2 separate regions of the Homo sapiens genome follow, and region 2 is linked to region 1. Evidence: read pairs that join two places in POLR2A ChIA-PET (ENCODE). Cell type or tissue: endothelial cell of umbilical vein. All regions are shown on one strand. Links, peaks and the distances in the headings refer to the core of each region. The heading gives the core; the rest is flanking DNA.

Region 1 (8,640 bases), core at 452-8,451:
CTTTGAAGCATCCATGCTTTATATATTTTATTTCATTTAATCCTCATGACATCCCTAGAAGATAGATGTTAAAAAATTGATCAGTTAAAAAACTGATGCAGAGAGGTCAAATGACTTTTCCAAGGTCATAGAAGATTCCCTTACAGTTTGCCTGGCTCTAAAGGCCCTACTTTTTTCTTTGTTCATGCTGAATGAAGGGAGAGCCTAGAAGTAAAAAGTTCCTTTATTTTAGCTGTTTCCTTATTCAGAAAATTGGGAGATTGCACCTCAGGATGCCTAGGAGCTGTTAAAAGAGAAAGCAGTAAGCCACATAGGTGCTCTCTTCCCCTCCAGTAGAGATCTGCTCCTGCCTATTTTATAGATTAGGCATCCAGGTGAGAAGGATTCTACTGCCATAGGAGGGGGCCTAAATGACTGGACTGGATGAATTCTGACCTTCCAATTTTGTTATATACTCTGTTCTTTAAATTGCAAGATTACCAGTTTTATAAAGACTCATACACACAGTGATTGTGTGTTCTTTGTTTATGGTACCTCCATAGACTCTCCATCTTAACCAGCACAGATCTGTAAGAAATGGAAAAACAGAAGTATAAGAAGACAGAATACACTGAGACAAATACTATCTCAGAGGGATGTGCCACTGTATTCCAAAAGCCTAACATAATAAATAAATGTACAAATTGCTGTGGAAGCATGGTGTATATAGAGGAGGGCCACAACACTGTCAGAGCGAATCAGGATATTTTCTTGACCCCTTTGCTGGACTTGCGACAGGGGTGCCTCATTTACTCAGTCCACCCTTGTCTACCCCTTGTGGGACAGAGCGTGTGAGCGAACCAGTGCAGGAACTAGAGCAAGTGCTTTTGGGCGCTGGCAGGAACAAACTCTGCTTACTCAGCTCGCCATGCTCAACCCTTTGTGGAAGGGAGCAGTAGGCAAGTGAGTACAGGATCCAGCCGGCCACTTTTGGGCTCTGGCATCAGTGAACTCTGTGCGGGCCCCAAGGCAGTGTCCAGGTGGGGGTGCCTGTGACTACTGAAGCCCCAGAGGGCGTGTTACAGTGCTCTTTTAGCTCTGCTGTCCATGAACAGCTTAAGTGTTAACAGCCCAGTGGGCTCTTTGCCTTTTTGTGTGAGGCTGCCTTCCACCAGCGAGTGCAAAGGGCCAGTGTGCCAGCCTTTTTGTATCCACACTCGTGGCTCCCAAGCTCTTGTCTGGCATCCAGGAAAAATGAGGTAGCCTAAACGAATTGAAGGGTGGTAAATGCAGGAGATTTTATTGCCGATGAAAGTGGCTCTCAGTGGGAAGAGGGGCTGAAAAGGGGACGGGTTGGGTAGGTAATCTTCCCCTGAAGTCCAGCTGTCTCCAGCCAGATTCTTCGAAGTTTTGCTGTCAAGCTGTACCTCTGAAGTCAAGCCACTTCTCTCCAATGTCCAGCCATAGTCCCGTCTACCAGCTGAATCTGGAGTTTTTATAGGCACAGGATGGGGTGGGACCATGGGTGGTTTAGGAAAAGGCAACATTTGAGCAGGAAAACAGAGATATAAGTTCTCACTTTGGGCCGCGGTTTCAGGCTTTTTGGCTTGAGGGTGGGGTTTCGCCAGGGGCCTGCTCTTTTCTGCTAAGAATTTCTCTGCCCCCTATCCCTATCAAGAGGTTGGTGTCAGGAAAGCCTTCTGAGAAGGCAAGCGTGAATCTTGAAGCATGAGAGGAGAGGAGTTACTAAGTTGTAATTCTGATTCTGCTACTAACAACTAGGAGACACTTGACAAGTTCCACCCATTTCCCTTGCCTTCACTTTCCCATCTAGGCTATGAGGGGCTTATGTGAGTTGTTTAGTAGTTTCCGTTAGCTCTAACAATCTGGGTATTAATCTTTAAATTTTTGTTAGATCTCTTTTATTATAAATCAGCTGGCTGACTCCTTCCCTTAGTCTATTTCTTTTGCATTTTCTTGTAAATGCAATTTTTCTGTGTTCCTTCTTGGAATCCCTGGTGTTAATGAAGGGTTCAGAAACAGATTAAGATGAGGTGAGCTCAGTACCCTTACTCAGCGCCCTCTCCTACAGTGACAGTCCAGGGCTTCTTTCTCTGGAGCTTCTGACATTCTTGGGCAAGCTCAATAGACCATGAAAGCCAGCCTGTCCATAAGTATCCTATGAAAGGTCAGGTATAGCCATAGCTACCACCAGTGAGTGACTTCCCTTTCCCTGCTAATTAAGCTCATGCAATTTAATTTAGCTTTCTATTAGTTATGTATGGTCCTTAATCAATGGTGATATAATTTTTGTGGCCTCGAATACAGCTGAAAATCAGTGGGATGTTGACACAGGACTGGAAGAGCTTTTGGCTGTGCTGCATAGATTCTCATTGGAATGGTTTCTGTTGCGTAATGTAGTGGGGAGAGCCTGTTCTTGAAGTCTGAAGACCCGAGTCTGACTCCTGGCTCTGCCTCTAAAAACTTTAATAAGTTCCTTTACTTCCAATGGCCTCAGTTTCCTCTCCTATAAAGGTAGGAATAATAGTATCTACCCTATCTGTCACTTATTCGTGAGACTTTAAGGAGATAATTGATCTGGAAGAACCTTTTAAATGTGACAGATCTAGTCATGGGTAGAGCCGCATTGATCATTGTACTGACTTTTCTTATCTTGAGGGTTAACTGCTTGCGGGCTGGGTCCCCAGGAGGCTGTTGAGATTAGTAACTTTACTAGTGCTGATCTCTTTTTCGAAGAGAACTCCTTGGCATTTAGGGTCAGAATTGGCCAGCTTCCCAGAGTTCTACTTCCCATGGAATCACAGAGATTCTGGTCAGGAACCAGATAGGTCCAGAGCTTGGGAAAAAAATGGTGTCTGGGTAGAGAGGACCCCTTTCCCCACCCATTTTGTTCCTCTAGTGGATGGGTTTATTATAACAGCTATCTATGAATAACAGTAATGGTTGCTGTTTGCTGAGGGCCCTTATGGGCCATACACCGTGTTTTGGAAACTTTTCTACCAAAGTGTACCTGCTATCAGAGGAGAATGAATTCATCTCTGGATTGATGCAGGAGTGAATAGCCCACAGCAGCCACTCCAAGGTTAAAATGTATTTGAAGTCTATGTCTTATCTTCAGAATTCATAAGGATTTTGCCTTAAGGCACCATTATGTAGTCATACTTGTTTTCTATAAAACAAACACTTCAAATTATTTACCGTCTGGTAAAATTAACACCCCAGGAAGGTGCGCCTATTTATTCAGTACTTTTTTTTTTGTAACCTGCAGCATAGTGTTGAGTAACCATAGGAGTTCCTGTACCCAGTTTGAGAATTATGTCATTATTTTACTTATTATTATTATTTTTTTTTTGCAAAACATTCCACACCATTTTATTTCAACTTTCATCCAAAAATGTAAACTGGTTAAAAATGTGTAGTCCTGAGCTTTGGATACTGACCTCCAATCTTCATAGGTAGATGGAGAGAGAGGGTCAGGATAGAAGTTCAGAGTGCTTCCCACCCCTAGAGAAAAGGTAAGCCCTAGACATGGTATAGGACCAGAACACCAGGGTCCTATGGAGAACAGGCCTCCTTCTCTTCTAGCACTGGCCCAAGTGCCTCCCACTCACCCCCTCACCCCAGACTCTCCTTTTCATCAGAGAAGAGACATTCAGAATTCTTCAGTCTTGTCCATGAAGATGGTATATGGCACATGTAGCAGGCAGCTAGCTAAACAGTGAGGGTTAGGGCTTATCCCCACTGCTTTTTGGCAGGAAGGACAGGGCACAACTCAGCTCCCTCCTCTTCCTCAGAAACATCATTGCGTATTGTAACTTGGGTTGACAGGATAACTTGAGGTTTGCCAGAGGGACTGTAATCTCCTGGTGGTCACAGTTCCAGGTTACACCTTCTATCACATTACACTCATTGTTAGCTCCCTTGGTGAAGCAGAGCATAATTAATGCCAGCACATGCTTCATATTATCTTCTTCCTCTACCTTGAATGTAAAGGAGTGGGTGTGGCCAGAGAGCTACAGATGAAGAAAAAACTGTCCATAGTGACTGAGGCTGGAATCCCCAGACTTCCAACACCCCAGCCTGGGCTTGGTTCTCCTGACTCAAGGTGGTGGCAGTGGTGGCAGCTGTGCTGCAAGGTTTCTCTTACTTAATCTGTATTATCCAAGTTTTAATAGGTGTAGACACAAATCAAGAAAGATGAGAGGACTTGTTTCTGTCACAGAGCCAGGAAGTAGAGAAGCCAGAATCAAGCCTAAGTTCGGATGTTTCATGCTCTTAACCACTAAGCTACATAGTTAACTTACACTCATGGACTATTTAACAAGGGGGATACATTTTGAGAAATGCAACAATTAGGCAGTTTTGTTGTTGTGCAAATATAATGGAGTGTACTTACACAGACGTAGATGGTACAGCCTACTTACACACCTTGGCTATGTGGTATAGCCTAGGCTACAAATCTGTACAGCATGTTACTGCACTGAATAATGTAGGCAATTGTAACACAATGGTTGTTTGTGTATCTAAACATAGAAAAGGTACAGTAAAAATGCAGTATTATAATCTTATGGGATCACCTTCATATATGCTGTCATTATGCAGCATATGACTGTAGACTGTCTTATAATTGTTTATATCTTTAGTAATACCCATTGCTATTGCAGGCAGTCATTGTGTTCTCAGTGCTAACACAAAGTGCCTAACACAAAGTGAACTCTCAATTAATATTGGTTAGTTGAGTGAATAAAGGACTGAATGATCAAACCTCTAATAACGAAGCCTTTTCAGAGGTCCATAAATCTCTCTGGCAAATTGACCTGAGAGTTTGGAATAGGCTTTTTGTCCCGAGGGTCTTCTCTAAACAGTAATTCACATTTAGCTCTAAGCCAGTGCTTTCACACAGAAAATTACATTATTTATAGGGAACTCTGGATAGATAGACAAAGCTGCCCAGGAGCTCTTATGCCTCACCTTCTTCCCAGACAGCCTAAGAGCTTAAGGAATCAGTATCTCAACTCAACCTGTAACCCATTTAGATAGCTCCTAAGCTGCCATGAAGGGGTTCTCAGAATTATCTAGTTTATGTTTGTCTTCCCAACCCCTAATATATATCACACATGCACACACTCGTCTCCATCCTTGCACCTATTCATTCCTGGTTCTTACTATGGTAATAAGCACAGGTATGTTGTGGAAAAAGCTGGTCTAAGAGTTTTTTTCTTAGTAGCAGCTAGTAGTAGTATATGCATACTTTGGGAGATTAGAGAACCTCCACTGTAGACTTGTCCTTTCTTTCAGGGTATATTGTCTGGAACTTCTAGGAGAATTCCTCTTCTGAACTCAAAGCATCTTTTTTAAGAGACAGCTTTGCCTTGTGAAAACCCACAGGCATTTCCCTATGTTCTGAGCATTCAGGGTCTGTCTGGTCCATAAAAAGAAACCAGTTGAAACCTGTCACTATTGCTGTTTAGATTTGGGGGGAGGGGAGTGGAGAAGGGGGGTCGTTTTGTTTTTGGGAGGGAAAAAAGGCCATAAGCTAGGTGAATATCCTGATACAGTGAACCTTTTCTTACGGATGGAGAAACTTTTCCAGCATCTGGAGGTGCCCAATTGTCAGTTTCCAAAGTCTCTGTGACTAATAATTGATTTATACTTTATAGCAGTGATTTTCTAAATGTAACCCCTGGGCCTACAAACCTACTAGAAATGCTAATTCTTGGGCTTCAGCTTCAGACTTACAGAATCAGAAACCCTAGAGGTGGTTCCCAGCAAAATCGGTGTTTTTACAAGCTCTCTGGATGATTCTAATGGACCTATCTCCCATTTAGTAAATGTTCCATAGTCTTCCTCTTCTCTCCCAATTTTGTGAGCTTGTCTAGGAATCTTGCCATCATGAATGTCATAATTCCTTCAAGTTCAAAACAGCTTTAGAAGCAGGTTATGTGTCAAATGTCACACATGTGTCAGCTATGACAGGAGGGGCTGCTGGCACCTTCTCAAGACAGATTGGGTGGTCCTAAACCCTGGACACAGGGATGCAAGCCAGTTTCCAGCAGGATAGCCAACAATTTTCTTTTCCCTTGCACATTTTAGGAAAACTAAATAATTGGCCCCTAAAATTGGCTTTAAAAGGACTCATGTTGAGTAAGGTCAAAAGTGTGATTACTTGAAAATTGCTCAGCTGATGGGGAAGGTACTTGAATTTAAGTGTCTAAATCAGATTTTTGCTATTACTGCTGTCAGCAGGAGAAGATGCAGAAAAATCAGTAGTCCTTGGTCTTGTTTAAGCTACAAAACCATACTTCTTGTTACCTCCAAAGGTCTCTGTCTACCAAGGAGAAGCTTTGGCCTTCACTGTTACCACAAGTGCTGTCACAATTTGTAAGTTTATGCTGAGTTCATTGGACTCTGTTGCCTTATGCCTGCATGGCAGGAGGCCTGAAATCTTCGTGGTACCATAAGATAGGTGGGGATGGGCAAAGAGTCAAGACCTGACTCCAAACCTTCCTACCCTCTTCCCGCCTTAGTGTGGATCCCCAGCTGGGAGCTCTGAATTGAAATGCAGACAAGAGGGCTGGGCACAGTGTCCAAAGAGGGGACCTGATCCTAAGTAGTTCTGTTGTAATTTAGGTTACTAACCATCCTGAGTTTCCAGAGGAGCTTGGAGCCTTAAGAAGGTAGGCCGAGTGATTCATATTATTATAGTTATTTTCATCATTTGAGTACCCATTCCCTAGTAAATCCAGTGCCAGATTTTTTTTTTCATGTAGCTTAGTAGTTAAGAATTGTCTGTGTTTGAATCTCAGCTCCGCTGTTTTATCACTCACTATGCATCAGTTATAAATGCCAGAATATGCTACTGGAAGACTTGATTAACAGTAGCTTAGGCCAGGTGCGGTGCCTCATGCCTGTAATCCCAGCACTTTGGGAGGCTGAGGCAAGAGGATCATTTGAGCCCAGGAGTTGGAGACCAGCCTGGGCAACATAGAGAGACCCTGGCTCTCCAAAAAAAAATTTTTAAATTAGGTGGCGCACACCTGTGGTCCCAGCTACTCAGGAGGCTAAGGCAGGAGGATTGCTTGAGCCCAAGAGGTCAAGGCTGCAGTGAGCCATGATCATGCCACTGCACTCTAGCCAGGGCACCACAGCAAGACCCCATCTCAAAAAGAGAAAGAAAGGAAAGATAGAGATAGAGTTAGAGAGAGAGAGAAAAAAACAAAACAAAACAGGAGCTTAAATAAATAGGTAAATAGGAGGTATATTTTTCTTACATAAAAAGAAGTCTGAAGGTCAGTGGCAGGTGACATTGATTTATTAGGTCAGTGAGTACAAGACCAATATCTCTATGATTCTTTGGCCTTTTCCTCCTGCTCTAAGATGGCTGCTGTAGCTCTAGTCATTATGTCTCTGATGGAGGTAGGAAAAAAGGGTTATAGAGGAACACGAGTAATGTCTGTTCTTCTCCTAGGAAAGCAAAGACCCAAATATCCCCAGCAGACTTCTGTGTACATCTCATTGGTCAGAACTGGGCCACGTGGCTATTCCTAAGTGCTAGGAAAGCTGGGAAAGTGAGTATTTAGCTTTTCCAGACTCAGTAGTGAAAGCATTTGGTAAGGGCAAAGGGTGTTGGGAATGATCATTGGGTTAGTGAGCCCATTGTCTATCACAATTACCCAGGCAAGTAAATTAGCTTCTCTAGTTGGTTTCTCATCTATACAATAAAGGTAATGGTAGGACCTACCTCATGAAAGGGTTGTGAGGATTAGATGGGATTAATGTGAAGCGCTTAGCATAAATACTTGATACATGGGGCTGGGCGTGGTGGCTCACACCTGTAATCCCAGCACTTTGGGAGGCTGAGGCGGGCGGATCACAAGGTCAAGAAATCAAGACCATCCTGGCCAACATGGTGAAACCCCGTCTCTACTAAAAATACAAAAATTAGCTGGGCGTGGTGACATGCACCTGTAGTCCCAGCTACTTGGGAGGCTAACGCAGGAGAATTGGTTGGACCCAGGAGGCAGAGGTTGCAGTGAGCCAAGACCACATCACTGTACTCCACCCTGGCAACAGAGCGAGACTGTGTCTCAAACAAACAAACAAACAAACAAAAAGTAACTTGACACATAAGTAATAATACTGGATTTTATTATTAGCATTATCATCTCAACTCTGCAAAGTGATTATTATCCCGTTTTATATAAGAGATAGCTAAAGCTCAGTGAGTGGAAGTAACTTGCCTGAATTTATAGTTTGAAATGACAAAATTAGGATTTGAGTCTGTCTCTGAATCTGAAGTCCATGCAGCTTTTTCTGCAGTGGAAGTTGAATCAGTAGGGAAATGGTAGTTAGCTGATGGGTCTATCTTGGATAGACCCAGGCCAAGGGGTCTTATCAGCCACAAGGCTTGGTGATTAGAGAGGGATTAGAAAGGGAGAAAGACTGAAAAAAAAAAATAGGTTTGGGCAGTGAGAGCCCAAGCAGAAACTCCCATGTGGGACATATAAGAACACAGAGAACCACAACGTAGGGGGCCATCACTGGACTGATACTAGACCTAACAAATTGGGGGGTGAATTTTTTTTTTTTTTTTTTTTTGAGACAGGGTCTTACACTCTGTTGCCCAGGCTGGAATGCAGT
Region 2 (8,640 bases), core at 210-8,209, 140 kb after region 1:
GTAGACCCAGGCCTGAGTCCCGGCACCACTCTGAACCTGCCTTCTCAGCAGCCTAGTGGGATGGTGGGTCCCTGCCTGCCAGCACTTCATTCTGCAACCGAGATCCTCCTTAGAACTGGGTCCTTTCCCAACAGCCCTGGGAGGAGGTTTATCCTGGTGCCCAAGAGCATGGACAGCTCTGTGGCTCTGAAGGGGGATGGAACTTATTGAAGGCCTCACAGCAGGAAGGTGGTGAGGCAAAGCTGATCTCCTGACTCCTAGTACAGACACCAGGCTGTCCCTAGTGAACCCTAGAGCTACTGGAGGGTTGGGTCCTGGAAGTCCCTCCAGGGGCTCAGGCACTGTGGTTGGGGCCCCAAACCCCTGCATCTCATGGGCTGAGGTTCACTCACTGCACAGAGCCCAGCAGCCTGACAGTTTTCCTCTGTGTCTGTCTCTCCCAACCCCCAGAATGCCCCAGAGACCCTGGGAGCTGAGAATTAGAGGGAGGACATCATGGGGGGAATCAACTCCCATGGGGAGACATCAGCTCCAATAGGCTCCTGCTTCCCAGGGGACCCAGGGCCCCCATTTCAGGGCTTGCCAGCAAGGCGCCAGGCTGCCTGGGCACATTTCCCAGTAAGTACGCCAGGGCTTCAAGCCTTTCTGGGAAACATTGGCTCCCCCTTCCCCCACCCTGCTACCGCCATCCCTGCCAACTCTGCTTAGTGGGAACTCTGTGGGACCAATGTACGGTCTGGGAGTCAGGACACTGGGAGCCAAATCCCATACTCAAGCTTTGGGGCCTTGGGCAGACCCTGCCCACTCTGAGCCTGCTTCTTTATTGGACTATTGGAGCCATGGCAATGCCCACGTAGCTGGAGGATCAGATGGGAGGGATGGGGCTACCTTGGGGGGTAGGGGGAGGCATGAGCTCCCTGTCCCAGGAGACATGCACGCTGGAGCTAAATGGGTGTCATGGTGGCTGCAGAGGAGACACCAGTGGGATATGGCCCTGTCACCTGCCTCACTGGGACCCTGTGGCGGCTCCACTCTCCTAGCCTTTCAGCCAAGCCAATGTGGGTCTGCAGGGGGTGGCCAGTGTAGCGCAAAGCCCAGTCCACCCTGGGGACTTTTCAAACTCCACCTCCCCACCCTAAGTGACCCCTCACACACTGCCCAGCCATGTGAGAAGTTGTAGCTCTGTGTTCACCTTGAACATTGGGGTCCAGGCCCTTGAGGAGCCCCTGGGGCTGCAGCAGAAACCCACCACTCCACCATCTCTGCCTGGGCCCAAGCCACCATCATCTCTTGTCCAGATTATTCCAGCAGCCTTCTGACTGGCCTCACAGCCTCCACCTGGCCCCTTGCAATCTATCCACATGGAGCAGCCAGAGCAGACCTGTGAATGCTTAAGTCAGACCAGGCCACTATTCCACTCAGAACCTTCCAACAGCACCTGCCCCATCTCACTTTGAGTATGTGCTGAAGTCCTCCTATTGGCCTACATGATCTTCCTCACCCTAACCCACCTCTGATCTTCTACTTCTCTGCTCCATCCATACAGTTCTCTTGACTGTTTCTCAACCACCTCAGTGCCTTTGCATCTGCTGTTCCTCTCTGCCCAGAATGCTGTTTCCCTCAGCCACCTGACCTGCTCCCTCACTTCCTCCAGGCTTCTGCTCAAATGTCACCTCCTCAGACAGGCATTCCTGATCTCTTGATCTAAAGTACCCCACCCTGTCATTCTCTACTCCCTTATCCTGCTTTATTTTTTTCTCGGACCCTACCACTCCCTGACACAGAATATCTCCATTTACAGACAGGCCTCCTCCCTAGTCTGGAAGCTCCACAAGGACAGGCTTTTGTTTTGTTTGCTGCTGTATTCCCAGGCCTAGAAGGCCTGACATGTCTTATTGCTCAGACAGTATTTGTTTAATGGATGAATGCATTACCCTATCAAAGGCCACCTGAGTCTCTGAAACAAACTTTTACTGCACACAACCTGCCATATTTCTTTCCATCTCCTAGCCTCTGCTCATGCTGTGCCCTCTTCATAGAGCCTCTCCCTCTTGCTCAGTGTTCAAGCTCAAGCTTAGGCAGAGCCTCTTCTAGGAAGTCCCTCGGCCAGTTTCCAGGCTAGTCCCTCAACATCCTAAGCCCCTTCGAGTTGGCTTCTAGATCCTACACTCTGTGTGCCTCGGCTCCCAGGAAGCCTGGGGGTGCCTCCACCCTGCTTTGGGGCAGCAATGTGTAGCCTGAAAGATCACAGATGGGAGGGTGGGAGGGAAGCAGGAGGGGTAAGTCCCTACACGGGGAGAGGGGGCTGGGGACAGGATTAGCAGCAGCCTCTCCGCCTCCCAAACCCAGCTGGTCCCAGAAACGTGGGGCTGGAAAATGTCAGACTCAACTCTAGTCCATCCCCCAACCCTTCCTCGCTGGGGAGGACTCATTCCTGGACAGTGTTCCCCCCAAGAGCCCAGGCCCTTAGGAAGGAGTTGGGAGGAGATGTGAGGAATAAACAGAGGAAAGGGGCTGCCCTTCTGCCTGTCCTCCCTCATCTCACCCCCTCCTGCTGGGTGACAAGACATTTAATTATAGATATTTGGTACCGCTCAGAATTCCAAGTGTCCTAATCACCTCCTCCTTTCCCCCCAGAACCAGTTTCCATGGAAAAATCACACAAAGAGCCAAGGAGGGGAAGGAGAGAACCTCCACCCCCGCAGGTTCCCCGCCAAAAGGGGAGAAAGAAGGGTGACTAGAAGAGCTGTTGCCAGACCTTCATCAGCAAGGCAGGGAGCTGGCTGGGTAGGGAGGGGGTCTGAGTGGAGAGGAACAAGGCCAGGGTCCTGGTGCATGGGCCTGGTTCTGCCCGCCCTTGCTGTGTGACCTTAGACCTAGCATTCTCCCTTTCTGGGTCTCAAAGTTCTTCCCATCCCAACCCCAGGCCCTGGTGAATTAAATAACCACTATGAAAGTGTTCAGGCTGTTGGGGATGTGGAGGTGACACTCCCAACTGTCTGCTGACTTGTCCCCGCTACTCAGATGGCAGGCCAATCTCCTTGGGACCCCTCACCTCTAAGACACTGATATGCTAGGATTCAGGGTGAATCCAACAGTCTTCGACTCTAAGTCTGCACTGTAAGATATCCACAGCTTTCACAGTTGAAGAATGAAACAGATAGTGTCTGGCACATAGCAAGCACTTGATAAATGTTCGTCATTGTTACTGCTATTTCAGTATGTTAAAATTTCGTGAGTTCATCTGCCTATGATGCTGAGAGACAAGTCACCCCCTGCTGTGGGCTACAGTTGTGGCATGTGTCAAACGGGTATCAGGGACCTGAGGGCAGAAGGTGGGACTGCAAGACTCTGCACTTTGAGGCTGGGGCGGGGGAAGCTCTCCCTCACAGGAAGAGTTGTTGACCAACCAGGCTACAGTGGGCCTCAGTGGAGGTAACAAGAGTGTGGGAGGGGCGGGGCAGGGAGGCCTGACAGCTCTGCCTCCTCACCTCCCGGCACACAGACAGGCATTCCTGGAATAAATGACCCATGAGCTACTGTTACTCCCTGTTCTCCTGGGTTCATGCAGCTATTGCAGACAGCTGCCTTTCTCTCCCCTCCAGCCACACCGCTGGCTCCTCCCATTTCACTTGACACCCCCTGCAGGCTGACTCCCTCCTTCTGAGCCTCACAGACCAGGCAGTCTAACCTCCCACTGTACAGATGGGAAAACTGAGAGACAAAGATGACTCTGTCCAGGTCTGAGTGAGTCAAAGGCTGAGCCAGGCCTGGCCCCAGGCCTCCCACTTCCCGGCAATGGGGGCAACACCACACAGAGCACGAATGTGGACCTGAGGGTGAAGGACTCCCTACAGCCTGGGGGGCGGGGGGCATCCCCTTAGTCCCCAGGGACTGCCAGAAGCAAAGAATGACAGCTCCTCTCGTCTCTGCTTATTCTGGAGTCCATACCACGCCATCTCCACCCACGGCCCAGGGAGCATGACTGGAGCCTCAGGCTTGAAACAAGGGAACATTGTCTCCTCAACAGAGGCCACCAGGAGGGGGTGGACAGCTGCTCCCCATATTCTGGGAGCCAGAAGGAAGGGGACAGCAGGAGGGGTTCAAGCTAGCAGATGGGAGAACTTCCAGGCTTTATGAGGGTGTGGGAAATTGGAGGATGATGGATGTTCTCAGAGGCTACTGCAGTCCACCAGGTTATACTGAGGCCCCCGAGGACCCAGCCCTGTGTTCACAAGCCAAGCCTGGTGGCTGAGAAGCAGCTGGGCAGTGCAGCCTCCATTTTTCTTCTTTCCTGCTACCAGAGAGGAAATGATCACACCACCCATTCACCACAAGAGACAGCCTGCCAGGCAGAGGCCATTACCCCCATTTTATGGAAGGGGGAAGTGAGGCACAGAGCAGGGATATGATGGATCCTAGGCCACACAGGGATCAGAAGAGCAAGGCTCACACCCTGCTCTTCTAATGACAGACTCACCAGTTACCTCCCCCTAAGGGGACATCAAGCTGGGCCTGGAAAAGTGAGAGGCCTGGAGTGGGCAAAAGCTTGGAGATCAGAGAAGGCCTCTGTTCGTGGCAGGGAGAAGCCCATGTTATGGCAGATCTGTCCCGCCTCAGAGCTCCAGAAAGGGGTGGGGGGTAGAGGAGAATGTGAAGGGAGGTGGGGCAGGAGAAGTTCTGTAAACTCCCACCTCCTCTCTGGGTCTCAAAGCCTTCTCTTAGAAGCACCCCCAACCCACCTTCAGTCTCCCTGAGTCCCTTGGTTTACTCCTGTCCTCTCCCCCATTTGAGCCTTCAAGGCTCCCAGAAAAGATATATGGGAAAGGAGGCTGGGGAGGAGACCCCTGACAAGAACTGGACCTGCTGTCTTCCTCCCCTCCCCCACCTTCAGAACTGGCACTGGAGTTCAGGGGCACCGGAGCTGCCCTCACTGGGACTCAGAAGGAAGGACAGGTTCAAAACGCCCCGCTCCCCACTCCCTGCCTGCTCTCTCTGCAGCCTCCATGAGAAACCCCAGAGCCAGGACCAGGGGTAACTGGAGACAAGGAGAGAGAAACAAAGAGAAAGGGAGTTCAGAGGGGCCATGAGAGTGCTGGGAAAGGGAGTGACTGAATCAGTCCAGGGTTTATAATTTCCAGGCTTCTCACACAGTCAGGGAGCGCAGTGGGAGCGCAGGCCACAGTTGAAGTAACCACTGGCCATCGCTGAGCTCAGCTCAGAATCCACAGCCTGGAATCTAGCTCCCAACCCAGATGCCAGGGCATATGCCATCTGGATCCCATCTGAATCCACAGCCTAAACTCCAGGGATAGCTGAAGCCAGAAGGTAGAAGGAGGGGTCTCAGGGAGAGTGAGCCCCCAGGGCTGGGGGTCTGGCAGAAACGGGGTGCATCTCAGAGTCACCAAGAAGGGGGTAGAGTGGGGAAAAGATGCAAGCAGACAGGATGGGGGAACAAGAACCGACCCCCCAGACCCATAGAGGCAGCCCTGAATATGGGGCCCAGAACCACTCCTGACCTCTCTAAAGGGCCCTGGCTGCCCAGCCTCTGCAGCCCCCTCCCTGCCTCTATCCTCCCCTAGAAGCCCCCATCTAGAAGCTTTTTTCATCTGAGGAGGCTCTGGCAGAACTCAGGCCCCAAGAGTCCCCAACTCAAAACCGCAGGCTCCCCCAAATCTGCACAGTACCAGCTGGATGGAAACATAGGCACTAGTTTGTCCACCTATCTCCCCTGATTGGGGAGATTAAGTCACAGAGAAAGGCCAATGTCACACAGCAAGAACAGAACTGCAGTTAGAACCCTGAGCCCCCTCTGCTCCTCCATAAAGTAAAGCCTTGTACCTCCCCAATTCTCCCAGGCCCAGGAACACATCTATATTCTGACCTGTCACAGGAAAGCCACACGAAGAAGGGCAAACCCATGTCAACTGTGGCCCCTGAGCCAAACATCCTATCAAGGGTCTGGCCAACAGAGTAGCAAGCCTCAGAGAAAGGACTGAGCCTGCGCTGGGTGCCATCACACTCATCCCTCCAACAAAGAACCACACAGGGATTTCCAAAACCAGTCCCTGAGAAACATCCAAAGGACAAGATAAGAATCCTTTGTAATTACCACCCAGAACACCTGGAGCAGACAAGACCCTTTGCCATTAGCACCAGCAGAAAACTGAAGCTTCTACAGGGCCTGAGTAGACAGGAGCCCTGTGTCATTAACAACTCTTAAAACTGCACAGGCACTTCCAGGACCAGAAAAGCACCCTTGGCACCTGGGCACCTGACCAGTGAATACAATGCAAAAGGCTCCAACCGAAGTCGGTGCCCATGGCCCTTCTTTGGCCCCAATCTGAAGGCCCCTACAAAGGACTCACCACCTGTGGCTTGCTGCAGCACTTGCTGGCAGGGGTAGGCTCATCTGCAGGCCGAGCTGCCTCAGGGGGCTTGGCCTCAGCAGAGGGCGGTGCAGCCAGAGGCAAGCAGGGCATGTCCACTGGCACTGGGGCAGGGACCTCACCGGAGTGCAGGTTCAGCATGTACTGCTTGGTGACGTCCTCGAGCGATGGTGCCTGCAACGTGGGATGGGCTCGGGTAGGGAAGCCTATGGGTTCTGGCACAGCCACAGGGGGACCAACAGAAGTTGGTGGCTCAGGCACCACAATAGGCATAAATGTGGCGGGCACACTGGCATGGCGAACGTGTCTGGAGGAGGGCCGGGCCCGAGACAGGCTGCCAGTCTGGTCCTGACTGCCCTCGTCTCTCCGAAGCTCCTGGTGACTACTCCGAGCTGGGCGCTTCTTGGAGCCTCGGCGGATTAGCCTCGGGGACAGAATGTCAGCCAGCTTGGGGTCAAGGTGAAAGTTTCGGTGGGCAGTGGCAGGGGGAGGCAGAGCCTCAGGTAGGGCCCTTTCAGACTGTGCCCGGCTCCTGGTGGCACCAGGTTCTTCTGGCTCTGCCCGCTGCTCTACAAGGATGGGCTCGCTGCTGGATGGAGGCAGCATGGGCTCAACTTCTCGGATGGGCTCCCCTCCAGGGCCCTCGAATCCAGGCCCAGCCAGCTCCCCACGGCGGCTGGGGTCACTCAGGGATTTCTTCTTGGGGGCTTTGCCAGCAATCCTGTCGTCCACCACACGCCCCAGGGTGCCAGGCCCCTGAACTATGCTCTGAATAACCTCCTGATATCCCTTGCTCTCTTCACTGCCCACAGACCAGTCACTGTGACCACTGGTCAAGCCCTCATCCATGGCTGAGGTGGCAGGGAGCCCTGTCTTGGGGCTCAGTGAGCCCAGGAGGTTGCTGTCCACAGAGAACCCAGTAGGCTCTTCAGAGGTGGCAGCCCGGTGGCGCTGAGGAATTGGGTCACTCAGGGACCTGTAGGCCTCCCCTGCCTCCCCATTGCTCAATTCGCTCCCACCAGAACCTGAAGGTGGGACTTTGCGTCGTCGGCGGAGGGCACCTGGTGTGGGAGGGGTCTCAGGCGACACCAGGGCCCACCCGCCCAGACTGTCCTCAGTCCCAGGGCCATGGTGGTTCGTCTGGGCCGAGGATGAGGAAAGAGGTCGCCACATCCCTGTGGTACCCAGGCCGCAAAATGCTGCAACAGGAGGCTCAGGGTCTGCCCCAATGCCTTCATCTGTCAGACTGGACTCAGGGCCTGAGAGCTCCTCCTGGGACCGCTGCCCTCGGGTCACATCCCCTGCCCAGTCAGGGCTTCCAGGGGGGGCATCGCTTCCATCATCTTGTTGGGCACCCATGCGCTGGATCTTCTCAAAAACCTGGCGGGCCTCCTGCACATATTGGTCCTGGACGATGAGGGGCAGCGGATCCTCCTCGGCACCAGGGCCTGTGAGCAGGAGCTCGGAGGAGCTGGACTTCAGAGCACTGGTGCGGGGCAGGCGGCGGGCCATGGGCTTCTCAGAGCAGGTGAATGACTTTGCTCTCCGCAGAGTGGCTGTCAAGTCCTTGAGTGTGGGGCGCGTGCCAGGTGATGCTGGGGCTGGGATGGGTATGGGTTCAAGTTGCCCCACAGGGCCACCTGCGGATGGTGAGTCTCTGCCATCTAGGGGGTTGCTTCCACGGTCCCCGGAGCTCCCACCAGGTTTTCGGACCCTCAGCTCTGAAAGGTCTGAGCGCAGGAAACTGAGAAGCGTCAGGGTCTCTGAGGCGATATCTGGATTTGACAGGGACTTCCGCTGTCGACTCTTTTCAGGCTCAAATCCTCCATCCCTCAATGCCCTAGAGGTGCCTCCAGGTCCTTTGGCACGGGTTCGAGCCTGGGACCGCAGGAGCCCTTCCCCAGCTCCAAAGCTAGGGGAGCGGTACACGCCCCAGCCCCCAGAACCCCTACTAGACCATAGGTCGTCGTCCTTGAGGGTCTCCGTGCTGGAATAACGGCTGCTACCGCGGGAGCCTGCGGGGCTGGCCAGGTACGAGGGAAAGCTCACCTTGGCCACACGGAAAGCTCCTCCCACAGAGTCAGACATAGGCCGAAGTCCCTCCTGGGGACCTGGGACGCAGGGCGGAGAGCCACTACCCCACTCCCGGAGTCCTTCTTCTCTAGGGGCTCTTGGAGATGTTGGGGGCTCAGGGCTCCCAGAAACCCCTGCTGAGTTCATGCTGCTTAGATTTAACCCATCACTGTCAGGC

What was found. ChIA-PET counts read pairs that join two places held together with the same protein. Peaks named below come from ENCODE experiments on the same cell type or tissue, not always from the same donor. Only the 100,000 strongest peaks of a DNase experiment are listed, where the experiment ranks them.
Region 2: POLR2A ChIA-PET joins it to region 1 with 17 read pairs; 3 of 35 experiments call an interaction of 5 or more read pairs at or near these places.

What each region holds. Positions count from the first base shown.
Region 1 is chr11:73,447,516-73,456,155 of GRCh38, reverse strand. The region is part of intron 2 of FAM168A (family with sequence similarity 168 member A); the gene reads left to right. Among named protein-coding and RNA genes, the nearest start is that of RELT, 75 kb to the right of the region's middle. RefSeq lists an enhancer at 491-990. In endothelial cell of umbilical vein, for the core only: no CTCF peak of the experiment used is centred there; no DNase peak of the experiment used is centred there.
Region 2 is chr11:73,309,559-73,318,198 of GRCh38, reverse strand. It overlaps ARHGEF17 (Rho guanine nucleotide exchange factor 17), which reads right to left. Exons shown (of 21, transcript NM_014786.4): 1 at 6,369-8,640. Among named protein-coding and RNA genes, the nearest start is that of ARHGEF17-AS1, 4.5 kb to the right of the region's middle. RefSeq lists enhancers at 3,670-3,849, 8,108-8,640. In endothelial cell of umbilical vein, for the core only: no CTCF peak of the experiment used is centred there; a DNase peak (open chromatin) is centred at 4,318; H3K4me3 peaks cover 2,534 bases; H3K27ac peaks cover 1,602 bases.